2 separate regions of the Homo sapiens genome follow, and region 2 is linked to region 1. The links are chromatin loops, found by intact Hi-C in ENCODE. Cell type or tissue: CD4-positive, alpha-beta T cell. All regions are shown on one strand. Links, peaks and the distances in the headings refer to the core of each region. The heading gives the core; the rest is flanking DNA. Region 1 has its middle 59 kb from the start of RNF38. Region 2 has its middle 69 kb from the start of MELK.

Region 1 (10,511 bases), core at 910-8,909:
CCGCCTGCCTTGGCCTCCTAAAGTGCTGGGATTACAGGCGTGAGCCACTGCGCCCGGCCTAAATATGATTTCAAATTATAATTAAGGCTTGCATTTCATCTACATAATGCAGAGCTTTGATCTTGTCAGAAATTAGAAGATAATTTTTTTTGTGTGGTTTTTTGTTTGTTTGTTTGTTTTTTGAGACAGAGTCTTGCTCTGTCGCCCAGGCTGGAGTGCAGTGTCGTGATCTAGGCTCACTGCAATCTCCACCTCCCGGGTTCACGCCATTCTCCTGCCTCAACCTGAGTACCTGGGAGTACAGGTGCCTGCCACCACGCCCGGCTAATTTTTTGTATTTTTAGTAGAGACAGGGTTTCACCATGTTAGCCAGGATGGTCTCTATCTCCTGACCTCGTGATCCGCCCGCCTCGGCCTCCCAAAGTGCTGGGATTACAGGCGTGAGCCACCGCACCTGGCCTAAGATAATAGTTTTTGGTCACTTATTTTTCTGAGGACAAAAGAGTAAGTGTGAGCTAGGGAGTTTGCAGAGAAAAATAGCTTAGTCTCTTCTTGGTGATTAGAGAGATGATTAGGGAAATTAAATAGACAGACTGGAAAGCATGGTTCAATTATTTGGAAGAATTACCTAATCCCAGTGCACCATACATACTTGCCTTTGTTCAAATGTAATATGTACATATCTTTGTATTTGTGTGATTCATCAGTACCATTGCCCCCTTCGTGACCACGTCTTTGCATTATTACAAATGATTTTTTTTTTCTAGTGTACCTTGCTTTACCCAAAAGGTAAACAGTTCATATTGAAAATTGAATGGAAATGCTCTTGAATTTACAAGGAGACACCCAGCAGAATGGCATAATTGTGAGTTTTTCAAGGCCTACGTTTAGATCATTGAAGAACTAGTATTCTATTTCATGGATCCAGAAATGAGACTTTCCTGCATTCCTGTGAGTGATCAGACTCATATTATCTAAATAACAGAAGGCTTGTATCAAACTGAAAGTGCCAGTTTATTACTTCATAATGTGCGGGGCCTTTCTCCTGACTTACATGCAAGAAACAAATGAGTGTCTACTGTGTACCAGGCCTACATACTGGCTACACAGTAGTGAACAAAAGCAGGTAAAACCTCTACTCTTATGAAGCTTACATCCTCATGATGTGAGACAGACAGTAAGCATAAATATGCCATAAGGATGATAAGTGGTAAGAAGAAAAACAGATCAGGGTAGGCCAAGATAAGCAAAGAATGAAAGCAGGTGCTATTTAAATCACTTGACCAGGCTGCTCTGCCTATGGAGTAGCCATTCTTTATTCCTTCACTTGCTTAATAAGCTTGTTTTCACTTAAAAAAAAAAAAAGTAAATCAGGGCGGGGTACAGTGGCTCACACCTGTAATCCCAGCAGGGGAGACTGAGGCAGGCAGATCACCTGAGGTCAGGAGTTGGAGACCAGCCTGGCCAACATGGTGAAACTCCGTGTCTACTAAAAATACAAATATTAGCCAGGTGTGGTGGTGCCCGCCTGTAGTCCTAGCTACTCGGGAGGCTGAGGCACGACAATCACTTAAACCTGGGAGGCGGAAGTTGTGGTGAGCTGAGATCATGCCACTGATCTCCAGCCTGGGCGACAGAGCAGGACTCTGTCTCAAAAAAAAAAAAAAATCAATCAGTTGGTCAGAGAAAGCATCATTGGTGCAGTGACATTTGAGCAGAAATTCGAAGGAAGTTAGGCATCAAGCTGTTTTAAGTGCAGAAGCCCTGACGCAAAAGTGTGCTTGCTGTATTCCATGAACAGGAGTGTTCAGAGGTAAGATGGTGACCTTCTAGACTATTAGGGATACTTTGTTTTTGACCTTTGTTCTGAATGAGATGAGATCACTGAGCAGAGGAGTGGTGATATATGGTATGACTTCCCTTCTAGGATCTTTCTGGCCGCTGTGCTGAGAATGGGTTGTAGGAGGGTAAGGATTGAAGCAGGAAAAGCAGTTGGAGGCTGTTACGGTAGAGCAGGAGAGAGATGAGGTGATTTACCTGCATCTTGGTGATAGTTGGGAAGTTTGCTAAGTTGCATACAGGCTGGTTGGTGTATAGTCAGTCACCCTTCAGCCCTCTTTGACTTAATCCTTTATTCCAGTTCCCTGAAACTGCTCTGCCAAGGTCATCCATAATGGTGGGTTGCCAAACCAGTGGATATTCAGACCACATCTTACTGCATCTCTTACCAGAGTTATCCACGTAATTTATCCTCTTTCTTGGATCCCAGCCTGTTGGCTTCTGTAATCTCATAATCCTTGTTTTCCTCTTACCTTTGCATATACTTTTTGCCAACCTCTTTTCCCGGTCACTGCATGTTTGAGTTCCTCAGGGCTTGGGCCTGTTTCTTCATCTCTCTTCTGTGTTTTCTGGATGATAGCATTTGTTCCCAAGGATTTAAATATCATTTATGTGCTGAGAATCCCCAAATTTGTATTTTATAGGGAGTTCATACTTCACATGTCCAAACTGAAATTATTATCTGCAAAACTATTTCTCCCCTTAGTTTTTTCCATCGGAAATGCTTAAACCAGGAATCTAGGAGTCATTTTTGGCACCTTTGTTTTTCTTACACACCACTCCCCACCACATTCTTGTCCTTTCCAGCACATCTCCAGAATGTATTTTGTATTGTTTCACCTCTTTTCACTGAAGCTATCCCATCTCTCCCCCTGAACTGCCACAGTAGCCTTTCAGCTGGTCTTCACACTTGTCTGGTCTCCAATTTTTTTCTCTGCATAGCAGCCAGAGAAAGCTTTTGAAAGAATGGGTCACATGGTTACTTAAACTATTCAGTGGCATCCCATTGCACTTGAATTTACAGTTTTTCCTGTCTCTTCCAGGCTGTTTTCTCTGCATAGAACACTCTTGTTCTACCCTTTGAGTACTCAGCTCCTTCTCATCCCTGAGCTCTCAGCTTTCTTCTGAGGCCTTCCTTGACTACTCAGTCTAAAGAAGGTTTTACCTCTCTGCTCTGTCATTGTATTCTGGTTTTCTTTTTCCTTTATAGCATACAGCTTACCACTACTCATTCATGGCTTTAACATCCCTGACCCAGAGTTTTTGTTTGTTTGTTTGTTTGTTTTGAGATGGAGTTTTGCTCTTGTTGCCCAGGCTGGAGTGCAGTGCAGTGGTGCAGCCTTGGCTCACCGCAATCTCCGCCTCCCAGGTTCAAGCAATTCTCCTGCCTCAGCCTCCCAAGTAGCTGGGATTACAGGTGTGCACCACCACACCCAGCTAATTATTGTATTTTTTAGTAGATACGGGGTTTCCCCCATGTTGGCCAGGCTGGTCTTGAACTTCTAATCTCAGGTGATCCACCTGCTTTGGCCTCCCAAAGTGTTGGAATTACAGTTGTGAGCCATCGCGACCAGCCTCCTTTTTTTTCTTTCTTTCTTTCTTTTTTTTTTTTTTTTTTTTTGAGAGAGTTTCCCTCTTGTTGCCCAGGCTGGAGTGCAATGGTGCAATCTCGGCTCGCTGCAACCTTCACCTCCTGGGTTCAAGCGATTCTTCTGCCTCAGCCTCCTGAGTAGCTGGGATTACAGGCATGTGCCACCACGCCTGGCTAATTTTGTATTTTTAGTAGAGATGGGGTTTCTCCACGTTGGTCAGGCTGGTCTTGAACTCCGAACCTCAGCTGATCTGCCTGCCTTGGCCTCCCAAAGTGCTGGGATTATGGGAGTGAGCCACCGCGCCTGGCTCCTTTTTTTCTTTATATGTGTGAATGTCACTGATTAAGCTAGTTGCTGCTTCCAGTCCATTAAGTGTTCTGGGACTAGGAAAAGTCTGTTTCCCACCACTGTGCATTGATTTACCTTACTTTCTGGATCAACCCTGTTCTTGGTGATGGGGTCGGGGCAGGCACTTGCACACACACACTTAATGTTACCTCCATTTACTCCAGTATGTATATGTATGATAGTTTGGCTAAACCACTATAGATAAAAGCTTTTTATTCCTGCTTTTGAATTTCCTGTTTGTTGTGTAAAGTTTAAATTAGTCTATGCCTTCCTGTGGTCACTTATGCGAGAGAAGTAAACCATCAGTTGTGCCAATAAATTAGATAATTGGAATTTCTAGTATATTTATTGCTCTTTACTGTTTTTAATCCTCAACGTCTTGTAGGCAACATTCTTAGTATCTTCTAGGCAGTTGATCATAAGCTTAAGAAACCACAAGAAAAATGTTTTTAAAGTTACATTTGTGATCTCTAATTGGGAGCACTGATTTTGGCCCTAAGTAGGGTTTTTAGATATTAAGAAGCATAGTTTTGGTGAATGGATTTAATTTTCTGTCGTTTAAGTTAGAAAAACATTCGTTTGCATTAAGTTAAAAAATTTTCTCTTATAGTATTGGATAGCAATAGCCTAAAAATGCATAGGTGTAAAATACAACAATGTTACTAATCGCCACAGAGTATCTTGTATGCACAGATTTCTTGACTCAATAATCCTTTCTCAATTTTCTTTTGGGAAAACACTAAAATCAGTTAAAACTGATTTTCAGTATTGTACATGACAGTAGAAGATGGAAATGAAAATAAACTTTCCTAAAATCCGCAAGTCTCTGAAGTGAAAATAGTATTTAGTGGTGGTAGAAGGAAAGCAGGATTTCTTTGTAAGCACTATACAATAATTAGAGTTAATATTTTATGTAGCCTGTGATGGAGTATGTACACACATACACATACTCTTCTCTTGCACACTCACATATCCAGGGTGTTAAATACAAAGTAATTCTTCAGTGTCAGAAAACACTAAGGGGATTTGTGTTCACAGCTTATAAAATTGTGATAATGGATTTATTCTCTAAATACAAAATACTCAGTGTACCAAAATGAAGGCAATGCCCTATCCCTAATGTTTGACAGAGAGATTTTTGTTTTGGACAAATAAAAGGAGTAAATGCCTTAACACAGGTTACTGAATTAAGTATACCCAGGAAGTGTTAGTACTAGTTGAGATAAAGTAATTTCAGGGAGTGTTTTTGCTGAAAGGCCCTTTACCCTAGAGATTCCCCCAGAACATTTCTGTCCCTTTCCCAGTCTTTTCAGTGTGTAGCTGTGGAGGGCAATCTTTATCTTTCTTTTTTTTTTTTTTTGAGACAGAGTCTCGCTCTGTCACCAGGCTAGAGTGCAGTGGTGTGATCTCGGCTCACTGCAACCTCCACCTCCTGGGTTCAAGTGATTCTCCTGCCTCAGCCTCCTGAGTAGCTGGGATTGCAGGCCTGCACTACCACGCCCACCTAATTTTTGTATTTTTAGTAGAGACAGGGTTTCACCATGTTGGCCAGGATGGTCTCAATCTCTTGACCTCGTGATCTGCCCACCCTGGCCTCCCAAAGTGCTGGGATTACAGGTGATCCACCGCGTCCAGCCAGAGGGCAATCTTTCTGTCTTACAGAATGTCTTGATGGTCTGTGGTTAAGACACCAAATGTGGCGATATGTTGGTCAGGATATATAGTGGACTTGTCTCTCTGTCTTGTGACTGGTGAACTTATGGTTTCTCAATATTACTGTGTCTGGAATTTATTCCTTCCGGTGTGTTCTTGATTTCAAGAATGAAGCCGCGGACCCTCGCGGTGAGTGTTACAACTCTTAAAGATGGTGTGTCCAGAGTTTGTTCCTCCAGATGTTCAGATGTGTCCGGAACTTCCTTCCGGTGGGTTCGTGGTCTCACTGACTTCAGGAGTGAAGCCGCAGATCTTCGCAGTGAGTGTTACAGCTCTTAAAGGTGGCACGTCAGGAGTTGTTTGTTCCTCCCGGTGGGTTTGTGGTCTCGCTGACTTCAGGAATGAAGCCGCGGACGCTTGTGGTGTGTGTTACAGCTCATAAAGGTAGTGCAGACCCAAAGAGTGAGCAGCAGCAAGATCTACTGTGAAGAGCAAAAGAACAAAGCTTTCACAGCGTGGAAGGGGACCCAGGCGGGTTGCTGCTGCTGGCTCGGGTGGCCAGCTTTTATTCTCTTATTTGGCCCTGCCCACATCCTGCTGGTTGGTCCATCTTACAGAGCACTGACTGGTCCATTTTACAGAGTGCTGATTGGTGTGCTTACAATCCTTTAAACACAGAGCGCTGATTGGTGCATTTACAATCCTTTAGCTAGACAGAAAAGTTCTCCAAGTCCCCACCCGACCCAGAAGTCCAGCTGGCTTCACCTCTCATTACTACTATATTGAGGCTCTGCATTCCAAAAGCGTTGGTGTATGTGAGGAGAGGCAACCTTTGTTGTGTGTTCTGCAACCATCAATGGACTGCCTTACCTCCACAGCTTGAAAGCTTTGTTTACTTAAAGCAGGATTCTGAACCTTTTTGGCATGATGGTTCTCTTTTGAGGATCTGATAAAAGCTAGGGCTCTTCTCAACCTAACACATGCACAAATGCACATACATTCTGAATTTTGTGTACAGTTTTAGGGAGTTTGTAGACCTCCTGAAGTCCCCTGATAATTTTTTTTTTTTTGGAGACGGAGTCTCCCTCTGTCACCCAGGCTGGAGTGCAGTGACGTGATCTCAGCTCACAGGTGCCCACCACCATGCCTGGTTAATTTTTGTTTATTTAGTAGAGACGGGGTTTCACCATGTTAGCCAGGCTGGTCTTGAGCTCCCGACCTCAAGTGATCCACCTGCCTCAGTCTCCAAAAGTGCTGGGATTACAGACGTGAGCCACCATGCCCAGTCCCCTGATAAACTTAAGCCTGTGGATCTCAGTTTGAGAACCTATGCCTTAAAGATTATCTTCAACCGTAAAGTTTGTACATAAGGGCTTTAAAGTTATTTCCAACAAAGGCTTTTTAACTATTTAAGTAAATATTAATGTCTGTGCCCATCGCAGACTTTCAGAATCTAATGGTGTAAGCAGAACTCAGTTGGAGGGATAGATGCATGTTTTTCTGTTATAGCTCAGTGGAAAAGAGTTACAATTAATAGATTAATTGCCAATTAAATGGTTTAAATTCAGTTAGAGGAAGTCTGTTTAAAGCATGCCTTACTCCAAAGTGTTACCTGTATGCAGTATGGGTTTCTGAAGATAGTTGTTTCTTATGTTTGGTTTAAATGTGATTGATTCCTATTAATTCAGTGCCTTCGTGTTTGGTAAGAAAGCAGGTACCTGTGATAAAGCTAGTTCTACTTTAATATAAATTCATCTAGCAGAAATCAGATTTTAAGGTTTTGTTTTATTTCTGGAAGGACCAGCATCCATGAATTTAAAGAATTAGGGCAAAATTTAGCTCCTTAATTAGTTTATACTTTATTGCATGATAATCTTGTAGGATGTGGGTGTTGATGAAGTAGTGCAAAAAGCAGCTGGACTAGAAACCAGCAGTTCTTTTCTGCTACAAAAAAACCCAGTGACCTTGGATGAGTCACTTAATCTTCTGGGCTTTTTGCTTATCTATAAAGCAGGGAGGTTGAACTCCTACACTTGTATTATTAAAGTTCTCATATCTTATAATTCTAAAACATATCTACCATTAAGTAAGTTAGCACAGTGATCAACATGGCCCAATCTGTTGGTCTTCATGCTTGGCACAATGCAGAATATAACAGTTCTGGATTCAGGGAGATAACGGGTATTTGTGCTAGCTAGCCTGGAATGGAAAAACAATGAGTATTCATTAGATTTAGTGTCCAGTAGGTTGAGAGGTGAATTGCAGGAAGAGGCCCAGAGAAACCCTCAGCCCAGCAGGAGAGACAGCCTTCACTGGCAAGGCAGAGTCTAGGATAGATCCTTGAAGAGAAAAACCAAGACCCTGAGATACATGAAAGCAGATGTCTAGTTTTCCAGATTCTATAGCATCAAAAAGTTTGATAATTGATGTTAGCGATGTTTATGTGTCATGAAAAGTTTAAAATTACTTTGCATTTTAGTGACTTATAACACACAGAAATGCATATTATATTTTGGAATAATTTCTGTTAAATATGGTTGAAATAAAAATTGTTTGAGACCAGCTACTGTGGCTCACGCCTGTAATCCCAGCATTTTGGGAGGCCGAGGTGGGCAGATCACCTGAGGCCAGAAGTTCGAGACCAGCCTGGCCAACATGGTGAAACCCGTTTCTACTAAAAATACAAAATTAGCCAGATGTGGTGGTGTACACCTGTAATCTCAGCTACTAGGAAGGCTGAGGAAGGAGAATTGCTGAGGCAGGAGGTGGAGGTTGCAGTGAGCTGAGATCACGCCACTGCCTGGATGGCAGACGAGACTCTGTCTCAAAAAAAAAATTATTTATTGGATTGTTATCAAGAAAATTCATCCAGGTGGAACTTCTTACTCCCTCTGATGCTAGAAAGAAATGGGAAGGCTACCTTTTCTGTGATTTGGTTAAATGGCAGTTTGTGAAAGAAAAAATGAATTAAGTTAAATTAGTGCACTTTTTTTTTTTTTTTTTGAGGTGGAGTCTTGCTCTGTCACCCAGGGTGAAGTGCAGTGGTGTGGTCTCGGCTCACTGCAACCTCCGCCCCCCAGATTCAAGCGATTCTCCTGCTTCAGCCTCCTGAGTAGCTGGGATTATAGACGTGCTGTAATTTTTGTACTTTTAGTAGAGACGGGGTTTCACCATCTTGGCCAGGCTGGTCTTGTCTCGGCTCACTGCAACCTCTGCCCCCCAGATTCAAGCGATTCTCCTGCCTCAGCCTCCCAACTAGCTGAGATTATAGATGTGCTGTAATTTTTGTACTTTTAGTAGAGACGGGGTTTCACCATCTTGGCCAGGCTGGTCTTGAACTCCTGACCTCATGATCCACCCGCCTCGGCCTCCCAAAGTGCTGGGATTATAGGCGTGAGCCACCGCGTCCAGCTAAATGAGTGCACTTTTAAACTATTTGCTCCTTAGCTTCCTTCTGGAGATAATTGAGAGTTGACTCCTTTTAGTGTTGTGCTTACTATTAAAGAAACAAAACTTTCTCAACTGAGATAAAGTACAATATTTCATTTACAAGGCTGGACACAGTGGCTAATGCCTGTAATCCCAGCACTTTGGGAGGCCGAGGCAGGTGGATCACTGGAGGCCTGGAGTTTGAGACCAGCCTAGCCAACACAGTGAAATGCCCGTCTCTACTAAAAACAGGAAAAATTAGCTGGACATGGTGGTCCGTGCCTGTGATCCCAGCTACTCAGGAGGCTGAGGCATGAGAATCACTTGAGCCTGGGAGGCGGGGGTTGCAGTGAGCCAAGATCGCACCACCGCACTCTGCACATGGCGACAGAATGAGACTGTGTCTCAGAAAAAAAAAAAAGAGATTGCATTTGCAGTTTATGTTCTTAAGAATTTGTTTCTTTATACGCATGGGAGTTGAATACTGATGAGTTTGATTTTTCACATTTGTAGCAAATGAAGTTTAGTTGGATACAACACAGTTTTTGTTAACTAGCATAAATATATAACCTTGAAAATCTGTTTACAGGATTTAAAATTAGGTCGGGTGCAGTGGCTCACGCCTTTAACCCCAGCACTTTGAGAGACCGAGGCGGGTGGATCATTTAAGGTCAGGAGTTCAAGACCAGCCTGGCCAACATGGTGAAACCCTGTCTGTACTAAAAATATAGAAAATTAGCCAGTCCTGGTAGTGAACACCTGTAATCCCAGCTACTAAGCAGGCTGAAGCAGGAGAATCACTTGAACCTGGGAGGCGGAGGTTGCAGTGAGCCGAGATTGTGCCACTGCACTGCAGCCGGGGCGACAGAGTAAGACTCCGTCTCAAAAAAAAAAAAAAAAAAAAGTAAATTAATGTATAATTGATATTTTTATTAGGCATAATTTTTTTCTCAGGTTTTCAGAAACACCTAACATAATATTTGTGCAATGTTGAGATGTGAAATAATGTAATAGGTATGATATTTTGTTTTCTAGGGTATAAAAATGTATGATAGAGGCTGGGCGTGGTGGTTCATGCCTGTAACCCCAGCACTTTGGGAGGCCGAGGTGGGCGGATTACTTGAGGTCAGTAGTTCTAGACCAGCCTGGCCAACATTGGCAAAACCACGTCTCTACTAAAAATACAAAACAAAATTAGCCAGGCATGGTGGCGGATGCCTGTAATCCCAGTTACAACAGAGGCTGAGGCAGGAGAATCATTTGAACCTGGCAGGTGGAGGTTGCAGTGAGCCGAGATTGCGCCACTGCACTTCAGCCTGGGTGACAGAGTGAGACTCTGTCTCAAAAAAAAAAAAAGTATGAAAGAATTTTATGTATTTGTGGTATTGTAGGTACATTTTAATATTTGTTATGGAAAAATCTTAAACATAGCTTTAGAGAGACTAGTATAACAAACCCATGCGTACCCATTACTAAGGTTCAATAATTATTAGAGTGGCAATTTTATGCATCTCCACTTCTACCTTCTCCCCTCATCCCTACTTTGTGTTATTTTGAATGATTCTAAACAACATATCATTTATCTATAAATATTTCAGTATGAATCTCTAATCGTGTACATGACTACTATGTCATTATCACACTTAAAAA
Region 2 (10,511 bases), core at 1,636-9,635, 44 kb before region 1:
AGAATTCCAAGAATTTCCACATAGAATTTCCTTGTTCCCCTCTGCACTCATCTTGAGCAAATCTGCCTTTTTCTCACATGGCAAACCTTCAGATATATGGAAACACTTCCCATGTCCTGTCGCTTTCCCTGAGATCCTTCCTCCACCAAGACAGTGGCCTCCATCCTTTCAGCCAGTTGTCATGAAGCATGACTCCTGGATTTTCTCTTTCAATTTGGTCTTACACCAGAAGTTTCATCCCAGCTTGAAGCTAGGAATAAATTAATCCACTTTAACAAAGGCAGGACCTAATTTCAGGTGCTGTCTGGGCTCCAGTCTGACTAAAATAAAGCCTCGTACATTACTTTATTTAATTCTCCTGCAATTAAAAGTCTTAAAAATAGATGGGGGAAGAAAGAGACACATAAAAAGTAAAATACCATCTCCAAAACTGTCACTTGATATCCACAAAATGTTACCTCCCCTGGGTTTTTATATTCATAGCTCCTTGCATAGTGGAGTTTTCCTTTTGGTTGCAGCTGCAGGCTGCTTTCCCGCTTCCCTTGGGAGTTGAACATCTAGGTCCCATTCTCCTATTTCTCCTTTCTCAAAGTCTTGGGTCCCTCTGATAGAATTACTATTCAGTACCTTTCCACGGGGCTCACACTTTCCACCTTGCAGGGTCAGTGGGAGTTTTTACAGAAGATTCAGCCTCCAGCTCAGGCCTCAAATCTCTAGTTAAGCCCCCCACCCACCTTTGGATTCAGCCTATCTTTCTGCTTCTAGATTCCCTGCCTTCACATATTTTATGAATATATACACCCACCCATGTAACCACCACACAGATCACGATACAGGATATTTATAGCTCCCCAGAAGGCTCCCTTCTGCCTCCAGTCAATACCTACCCCCTCAATAATAGCCACTATTCTGGTTAGTTTGGGCTGCATCTGAACTTCTGATAAGTGGAATTACCCAGTTTGCACTCTTTTGTGGCTGGCTCCTTTCTTTCACCATCATGCCCAAGAGATTCATCCATGTTGTGTGTAGCAGTGCTTTCTTTTTTTATTGCTGTGTTCATTGTGGCAAGGGATTCAATATCATTTCAATGTGAGTCCAACGTGTGGCCAAGATTGAGAACCATGGCTAGAGTCAGACAAAATAGGGTTGGAATTATATCTTCAAAACTACTGGATCTGGATTTGCCCCTGAAATGTCCATTATTAGGTGGTCTTTGAGTTCAACCAGACATTTACCCTCAATACCATAGGCTTTACTTTGCATCAGATTCACTCAGAAGGATTCAAGACATGACACACTGTGCCAGCAGAACAACATCTGGCACTTCTCTTCAGCAGAGTTATTGTAGTTATCCAGTGATTAGTCTTCTTTGGCCCCCCAGGTGACAGCTTAGGTGCAAGGAGACAGGATCATATTCACAGGTGCAGCGACAACCTTAGTTTAGATATGCCCTGTCCCGCTGGGCGCGGTGGCTCATGCCTGTAATCCCAGCACTTTGGGAGGCCAAGGAGGGCAGATCACCTGAGGTCAGGAGTTCAAGAACAGCCTGGCCAACATGGCAAAATCCCGTCTCTACTAAAAATACAAAAAAATTACCCGGGCCTGGTGGCATGCGCCTGTAGTCCCAGCTGCTCAGAAGGCTGAGGCACCAGAATCGCTTGAACCTGGGAGGCGGAGCTTGCAGTGAGTGGAGATCGCGCCACTGCACTCTAGCCTGGGCAACAGAACGAGACTCCGTCTCGGAAAAAAAAAAAAAAAAAAGAAGAAGAAGAAGAAGAAGAAATGCCCTGGCCGGGCGCAGTGGCTCACGCCTGTAATCCCAGCACTTTTGGAGGCAGAGGTGAGCGATCACGAGGTCAGGAGATCGAGACATCCTGGCTAACACTGTGAAACCCCGTCTCTACTAAAAATACAAAAAATTAGCCGGGCATGGTGGCGGGCGCCTGTCCCAGCTATTCGGGAGGCTGAGGCAGGAGAACAGCGTGAACCCGGGAGGCAGAGCTTGCAGTGAGCCGAGATCGCGCCACTGCGCTCCAGCCTGGGCGACAGAGCAAGACTCCGTCTCAAAAAAAAAAAAAAAGAAAGAAAAGAAAAGAAAAGAAATGCCCTGTCCCAAATAGGAATCATATCTAGTGTCTCGGGAGCATAGCTATCAGGTTCTCCATAGACGATGAACTGGTTACAAGTGTCACTGCAATTAGGGTGGCCCAAAGCTGTGTTCTCATCAGGTACTTATGTATCCTGGCCCAGAAGAAGTTTACCAATCAGGAGTTATTTTTACCATAAGCGATGCTGTTGAATACCACAGCTGACATTGCCCCTTTATTAGACTTCCAGGGGGACAGAGATGGAAAGTTAACCCATATTTGTCTTAAGAGAAGAAGAAAGGGGCTGGACACGATGGCTCACACCTGTAATCCCAGCACTTTGGGAGGCTAAGGTGGATGGAACACGAGGTCAGGAGATCCAGACCATCCTGGCTAACACAGTGAAACCCTGTCTCTACTAAAAATACAAAAAATTAGCTTGGCGTGGTGGCACACACCTGTAGTCCCAGCTACTCAGGAGCCTGAGGCGGGAGAATCACTTGAACCTGGGAGGTGGAGGTTGCAGTAAGCTGAGATCACACCACTGCACTCTAGTCTGGGCGACAGAGCTAGACTCCATTAAGAGAAGAAGAAGAAGGAGAAGGAGAAGAAGAAGACCCTTAATCATACTTTTCTTTTCTTTTTTTGAGACGGAGTCTTGCTTTGTCACCCAGACTGGAGTACAGTGGCATGATCTTGGCTCACTGCAACCTCCGCCTCCTAGGTTCAAGCGATTCTCCTGCCTCAGCCTCCCACGTAGTTGGGATTACAGGTCCTGCCACCATGTCCGGCTAATTTTTTTTTATTTTTAGTAGAGACGGGGTTTCACCATGTTGGCCAGGCTGGTCTCGAACTCCTGACCTCAGGTGATCTGCCCGCCTTGGCCTCCCAAAGTGCTGGGATTACAGGCGTGAGCCACGCACCCAGCAATTATACTTTTTTTTTAACTGACACATTGACCTGTGTAGACCATTAACCAACAAGATTATTCCTGAAAACGTCCGTGTTCCTTGAGCCAAAAAACAGTATTTGGCACATGAAGATGCTGAATTAATGTTTGTCAATTAGTGAATTAATGACAAATAACAACATTAGCAGGTTACATTCAACTTAAACAAAACCAAACCAATCAAAACTATTTGATTACTCTGTTACCTTCAGCAAGTCTTAATTTCTCGAAATCCCTGCTACTTTTATAAAATGGGACTTATTATGCTTCTCATGAGGATTAAATGAAATAATGTATGTAAATACACTACAAAGAGCTGCACTTAAACCTTACTCTTATTGATGGAGAAGGGAGGCCTAGAGAGAGGGTGGGACTTGTAGTGGCACGACATAGGATGGCATGACTGTCCAGGTCTCCTGACTCTCCGTCCAGAGCCTTTTCCACAATGCCACGCGGCCTCATCATCCAAGTTGTCTTGCCCAGTTAAGGTTTAGAAATCTCAAACGAATCAGGATTTTTGTCCAGTAGAGAGAACGTGTATGAAGATCCACTTTGCACTGTGGACCTGGCATTAAGGGTGTTCCTGGTACTAAGGGTAAAATCAAGATTTTTCTCATGGGCATAAGAAAAAGTGAAAATTGGCTGGGCGCAGTGGCTCACGCCTAAAATCCCAGCACTGTGGGAGGCCGAGGTGGGCGGATTGCCTGAGCTCAGAAGTTCCAGACCAGCCTGGGCAACACGGTGAAACCCTGTCTCTACTAAAATACAAAAAAAAAAAAAAATTAGCCAGGTGTAGTGGCATGCGCCGGTAGTCCCAGCTACTCGGGAGGCTGAGGCAGGAGAATTGCTTGAACCCGGGAGGCAGAGGTTGCAGTGAGCCGAGATCGCGCCACTGCACTCCAGCCTGGGTGACAGAGTGAGACTCTGTCTTAAAAAAAAAGAAAAAAAGAAAAAGTGAAAATTATGTTCCCAGCTTGCTGCTGATTAGCAGACATAGGGCAAATAGAACCTCTAAGCAGGCCAGGTGTGGAAGCTCACGCCTGTGATCCCAGCACTTTGGGAGGCCGAGGTGGGCAGATAGCCTGAGGTCGGGAGTTCGAGACCAGTCTGACCAACATGGAGAAACCTCGTCTCTACTAAAAATACAAAATTAACCGGGCATGGTGGCGCATGCCTATAATCCCAACTACTCGGGAGGCTGAGCAAAGAGAATTGCTTGAACCTGGGAGGCGGAGGTTGCGGTGAGCCGAGATCATGCCATTGCACTCCAGCCTGGGCAACAAGAGCGAAACTCCGTCTCAAAAAAAAAAAAAAAAAAAAATAGAACCTCTAAGCATTCATTCTTCAAGGCTGTTTCCTTTTTCCTTCCCAACAGCCTCTGCAGGGAGGGGGATGTGAAAAGCAATATGATCAGAATGTAATGAAGGAACAAATCTCACTGGGAGTCAAATACCATTGTTAAAAAAAAAAAAAAAAAGGCATCATGGGCAGAAGCCCAAAAATCAGAGGCTTCCCCCAGTGTTCTTTGAATCCATTTTTTAAGCTGTTAAAAACACCCTTAAAATAAACCTGCCATCTTGTGAGGACAGGAAGAAGGTTACCCGTCTTCCCGCCACCATCTGCAGACTGGCTCAGCTTTAGGCTTCTTTGAGCCACACTCCCCCGCCCCCAGCCTGTTCTTTATAACATGTCAGGGTGGGGTTGATTGTAGTTTCTTTCCCCAACTTAGCAAAATTCAGTCACAATTAAAATTTGACGTGAACCAAGGAGAGGCTACAGAAATAGTAGTTTACAATGCATTTTATTCTTGCAATTTGACATCTTCTAATAATTTCTGACACTGTGCTTGGCCCACTTGTGTTTATCAGTCTGAATTTGGATCAGATCAGTTTAAACCTCTATCTAGGATGAAAGCTCAATCTGTTGCTGGGGTAATGGCTCAGGGTATGGTTGGGATCAGGGTTCACCCTGTAGTTGTGATTAGGGCTCAGTGTGTGGGGCTAAGAGCTAGTCTGTGATTAGAGTAGAGACCAGTCTGTGATTAGCATTAGAGCTTAGTCTGGGCTGGAGTCAGGTCTCAGCCTGTGGCAGAGATCAGAATTGTGTGTGGTGAGCTCTAGGATTCAATCAGGTAATAACACTATACGGCTCTATTCCAGGAAAGAAAGGGCAGGAAGTGTTGGTCAGGAGTTCAAAGTCCATTGAGGGTCTATCAGACCGGAAGACTGAGCAGATGGAAAATCAAGGAACCAAGAGGGGTTTAAAATAGTGACCCCCCACCAAAATGGCAGAAGTTAAAAGGACTGACAATAGCAAGAGTCTGTGAGGATGTGCAGCAACTGGAACATTTTTGTGTGTAGAGACAAAGTCTCACTCTGTTGCCCAGGCTGGAGTGCAGTGGCACGATCATAGCTCACTGCAGCCTCGAACACTTGAGTTCAAGTGATCCTCATGCCTCAGCCTTCCAAAGTGCTGGAACTACAAGCATAAGCCACTATACCCGGCCCAACAACTGAAATTTTTTTTACATTGCTAGTGGGAGTATAATTTGTACAACTACATTGGACAACTGCTTGGCAGTATATGTAAAGTTAAATATACATATCTATGCCCTGTGACTCAGCACTTTCAATCCTGGAATGAACAAACAACTACTACATACAACAACATGGATAAATCTCACAAAATAGTGTCAAGCAAAAGAAACCAGACACGAACAAGTAGTCACCATATAATTCCATTTATACAAAATTTAAAAACAGGCAAAATTAATTCATGATGATAGGAATCAGAAGAGTAGTTACATTTAGGGGGTATGGACTTGAGGGGGCCTGAGGGAGCCTTCCGGAGAGATGGTATGATCTATATCTTTTTTTTTTTTTTTTTTTTTTTGAGATGGAGTTTGAGTTTCACTCTTGTTGCCCAGGCTGGAGTGCAATGGTGCAATCTCTGCTCACTGCAACCTCTGCATCCTGGGTTCAAGCAATTCTCCTGCCTCAGCCTCCCGAGTAGCTGGGATTACAGGCATGCGCCACCATGCCTGGCTAATTTTTTTTGTATTTTTAGTAGAGACGGGGTTTCTCCATGTTGGTCAGGCTAGTCTCGAACTCCTGACCTCAGGTGATCCACCCGCCTCCTCAGCTTTCCAAAGCGCTGGGATTACAGGTGTGAGCCACTGTGCCTGACCAGTATGGTCTATATGTTTTGATCCAGATCATGGTTACACAGGTGAACATATATAAAAATTCACTGAGCTGAATATTTAATGTTTGTTGAGGAGTTAATTCCACAGTCATGACTTTTCTGCTATGGCAATTGTGATGTTACTGTCATGGCTTGTTGAGTCGGGGGGTGGTCCTGGAGGTACTGGGCTTGCAAGGGTGCAGTCCTTGAGGCAACTATGCTGGGCAATGATGTAGTATTAAAAGCCGTGGATGGCTGGATGCTGTGACTCATGCCTGTAATCCCAGCACTTTGGGAGGCCGAGGTGGGTGGACCACATGAGGTCAGGAGTTTGAGACCAACCTGGCCAACATGGCGAAACCCAGTCTGTACTTAAAAAACAGAAAAATTGCCGGGCACGGTGGCTCACACCTGTAATCCCAGCACTTTGGGAGGCCGAGGCGGGCGGATCATGAGGTCAGGAGATCGAGACCATCCTGGCTAACACGGTGAAACCCCATCTCTACTAAAAATACAAAAAATTAGCCAGGCGTGGTGGTGGGGCCTGTAGTCCCACCTACTCGCGAGGCTGAGGCAGGAGAATGGCGTGAACCCCAGAGGCGGAGCTTGTAGTGAGCCGAGGTCCAGCCACTGCTCTCTAGCCTGGGCAACAGGGCGAAACTCTGTCTCAAAAAAAAAAAAAAAAAATTAGCCGGGTGTGGTGGTGCACATCTATAGACCCAGCTACTAAGGAGGCTGAGGCACAAGAATTGCTTGAACCTGGGAGGCAAGTTTGCAGTGAGGTAAGATTGTGCCACTGCCCTCCAGCCTGGGCGACAGAAAGAGACTCTGTCCCCCTCACCTCCCCCCGCAAAAAAAACCTCTGGACTTGGAGTCCTGAGTTTGACTGTCAGCACTCTGCTTAGGATCAACTCCAGTCAGAAGCACTGGTGTGTTGTGATCAGTCATGAGGTGAGTTACACATTATTCATTGGTAATTATAAATTATTGTAGCTTTTAAAAATTTTCTTTTAATTTATTTGAATTCATAATACATGCATTTGGTTAAAAACAAATTAAATCTTGTAAAAGAAAATATAGCATAAAGGTCATTTTCTTCCCATCCCTGACTCCAAACACCAGTCCCCCAATCTCCCTCTTGAGAGGCAACCGCTGTCATCAGCTTCTTGAAGATACTTCCAGAAATAGTCTATGCATATTCATGAATGATTTCCTTGAAGAAAATCAGAGCAGATTCAAGATATGCCTATAATAATGTTGCTTGCATACAAAATGCTTTATTTTAATAATTTTCTAAATGGAATTAAGTTTTCATTATTAAAATACTATGTGCTTATTTTAAAATTGTATAAAGTAAAAGTGAAAGCTTTCTCTTCCTATTCCTTTTTTTTTTTTTTTTTTTTTTTTGAGACAGAGTCTCACTCTGTCGCCCAGGCTGGAGTGCAGTGGTGTGATCTCGGCTTACTGCAACCTCTGCCACCCGGGTTCAAGCATGTCTCCTGCCTCAGCCTCCTGGGTAGCTGGGACTACAGGTGCGTACCACCACACCCAGCTAATTTTTGTATTTTTAGTGGAGACAGGGTTTCACCATGTTGGCCAGGCTGGTCTTGGACTCCTGACCTCAAGTGATCCACCCCCCTTGGCCTCACAAAGTGCTGGGATTACAGGCATGTGCCACTGTGCTCAGCCAGGGTCTAAAGTCTTAATAACCAGCACTAATAATAATGACTTCTACTTTACTCCTTAGCCAAATTAACTACTCATCTTTGCATAATAATTGTGAACATTTGCTGAGTTCTTACTTTGTCAGGCTTTCTTCTGAGACAGGTAGCTAGACATATATATGTATGTATATCATATATGTAATATGTTATATATATATTATATAAGTTCATACATACTCATTTAATCCCTGTAACAACTCTTTGAGATTGGTACTTTTATAATCCTCGTTTGACTGAGGAGGCAACTAAGGCTGACACAGCTGGCAAGTGGCAGTCTTACTTCGGAACCACACCAAACTCTGTGCTATTCATTTCGAAGGTTTTTGTCATGCTACAACTGGCTGTGTAGGGCTGTTACTTAAAGAGGCAGCTGGGAGTATGCGTTGGAGAAAAGAGTGGTTCATTTCACTGGCACTAAAACATAAAAAGCAACCAATGACAAAAACCCTGAGTCTTATAGATTGCCACACTGCTGTCTTCTCTGAGACCCTTCATGGCTCCCCTCTACTAAACAAAGCCAAGATCCTCAGCCTGGTGTTCCAGAGCTTCCTTAGTCTTGTCAATTAGCCCTAGAAAGGGCTTTCTCTTATACTATGGGAACTTCTAAAACCATCTCTCCCATCATTTCATACCCATCTGGGAGGCTGTTATGGGATGAATTGTGTCCCCTAAAAAAGATATGTTGAAGTCCAAATCCCCATGCCAGAGCGTGAGCTTGTTAGGAAATAGGGTCAGTGCAGAAGTAATTAGTTAAGATGAAGTCATACTGGAGCAAGGGTGGGCTCTAAATCTAATATGACTAGTGTCCTTATATGAAGAAGGCCACATGAAAACAGAGGCAAACAGGGAGAACGCTATGTGACTATGGAAGCAGAGATTGGAGTTATGTGTGGCTGTAAGTCAAGGATTGTCAAAGATTGCCAGCAAACCACTAGGAGCAGGAAGAGGCAAGGAAGTTCTCTGGCAGGTTGCAGAGGGAGCATGGCCCTGCTGACACCTTGATTTTGGACCTCTAGCCTCCAGAATTGTGAGAAGATACATTTCTGTTGTTTTGAGCCATCCAGTTTGTAGTACTTTGTTACAGCAGCCCTAGGAAACTAAAACAGAGCCTTGGCCAGTTAACTCCATCACTGCAGATTTGAGTCCAAGATGTATGGGAGGGCCTTCTTTCTCTTGTTCCATTTCTTTGCTCTCAGCGGGCAGTGGCATCCTTGGCTGTTTGCTTACATAACACACAGACAACACACCCATGACATTCCCCCTATCTCTTAATGCAGACAGCACACCAGTAGTCTGTTTATTTCCCGACATGCCCTGTGCAGGGCTGGTACAGGTCCCCTGCCCCCTGCCTCTTCCTGGCTCAGGGCCAGCCCAACCCCTCTGGGGAGACAGTAGATTGAAGCCCCTTTCTGGGTTGCCTAGGCGACAGTGCCGTCTGAGTGCCCTGGAGCCAGGCAGCTGTGGCTGCAGGGAAGCGAGGGACCAAGGGAAGCTGGGGGTCAGAAAGGAGGATTAGGGGAAAGACCCAAAGAGAGTCCTTTAAAGTGGCTCTAGAACAAACACAAAAGGTAAAATTAAAACTGCAGCATCACCATAACCAGTGTTATAGAGCAATATGCCGGACTTGAGATGGAAAGGAAAAGGCTTCCCTCAGGGAATTCTATACGGAGCTTAGCTCTATGGGTCTCGGAGTCCAAGCCCCATTCAAACTTATGCTTTGAGGCCTTCTGGCAGCACAAGAGATCAAAAGATGACAAAACCCAGGCAAATAGGGACTGGCATTTTGCACAGCAAGGGCAAGTCTTCTATAAACAGCAGTAAGATACACAGTGAATGAAGAAAGATGCTTGCAGTTTTTTGGTTCACAATTAAGTGATGTCTGCTGTGTGTAGGGAAACATGCTGGGTGCTATGTATGAAGAGTGAGGATACAGACAGAAACACAATGCCATTCTTGCCCTCAAGAAGCCCATAGTCCTTCCTTAACCCAATCATTACTTCAAGAATGGACTTCTGCTGGGCGCAGTGGCTCACGCCTGTAATCCCAGCACTTTGGGAGGCTGAGGTGGGCAGATCACCTGAGGTCAGGAGTTCAAGACCGGCCTGGCCAACATGGTGAAACCCCATCTCTACTGAAAATACAAAAAAATTAGCCAGGAGTGGTGATGCATGCCTATAGTCTCAGCTACTCGGGAGGCTGGGGCAGGAGAATCGCTTGAACCCGGGAGGTGGAGGTGCATTGAGCTGAGATCAAGCCACTACACTCCAGCCTGGGCAACAGAGCAAGACTCTGTCTCAAACAAACAAAAAAAGAATTTCTAAGGCTGGGCACAGTGGCTCACGCCTGTAATCCCAGCACTTTGGAGGCCGAGGCGGGTGGATTGCTTGAGGTCAGGAGTTCGAGACCAGCCTGGCCAAGATGGTGAAACCCCGTCCCTGCTAAAAATACAAAAAAAAAAGAGCCAGGCAAGGTGGTGGGTGCCTGTAATCCCAGCTACTCGGGAGCTAAGGCAGGAGAATCGCTTGAACCTGGGAGGCAGAGGTTGCAGTGAGCCGAGATCGCACCACT

Evidence for each region. Hi-C counts contacts between places; a loop is a spot of excess contacts. Peaks named below come from ENCODE experiments on the same cell type or tissue, not always from the same donor. Only the 100,000 strongest peaks of a DNase experiment are listed, where the experiment ranks them.
Region 2: it touches region 1 in a loop (2.4-fold over the local background); 4 of 110 quality-filtered maps call a loop at or near these places.

The regions. Positions count from the first base shown.
Region 1 is chr9:36,453,835-36,464,345 of GRCh38, reverse strand. It overlaps a transcript of RNF38 not described here. Among named protein-coding and RNA genes, the nearest start is that of RNF38, 59 kb to the right of the region's middle. RefSeq lists enhancers at 5,454-5,543, 5,674-5,743. In CD4-positive, alpha-beta T cell, for the core only: no CTCF peak of the experiment used is centred there; a DNase peak (open chromatin) is centred at 5,815; H3K4me3 peaks cover 898 bases; H3K27ac peaks cover 2,677 bases.
Region 2 is chr9:36,498,504-36,509,014 of GRCh38, reverse strand. No RefSeq gene overlaps it. Among named protein-coding and RNA genes, the nearest start is that of MELK, 69 kb to the left of the region's middle. In CD4-positive, alpha-beta T cell, for the core only: no CTCF peak of the experiment used is centred there; a DNase peak (open chromatin) is centred at 4,654.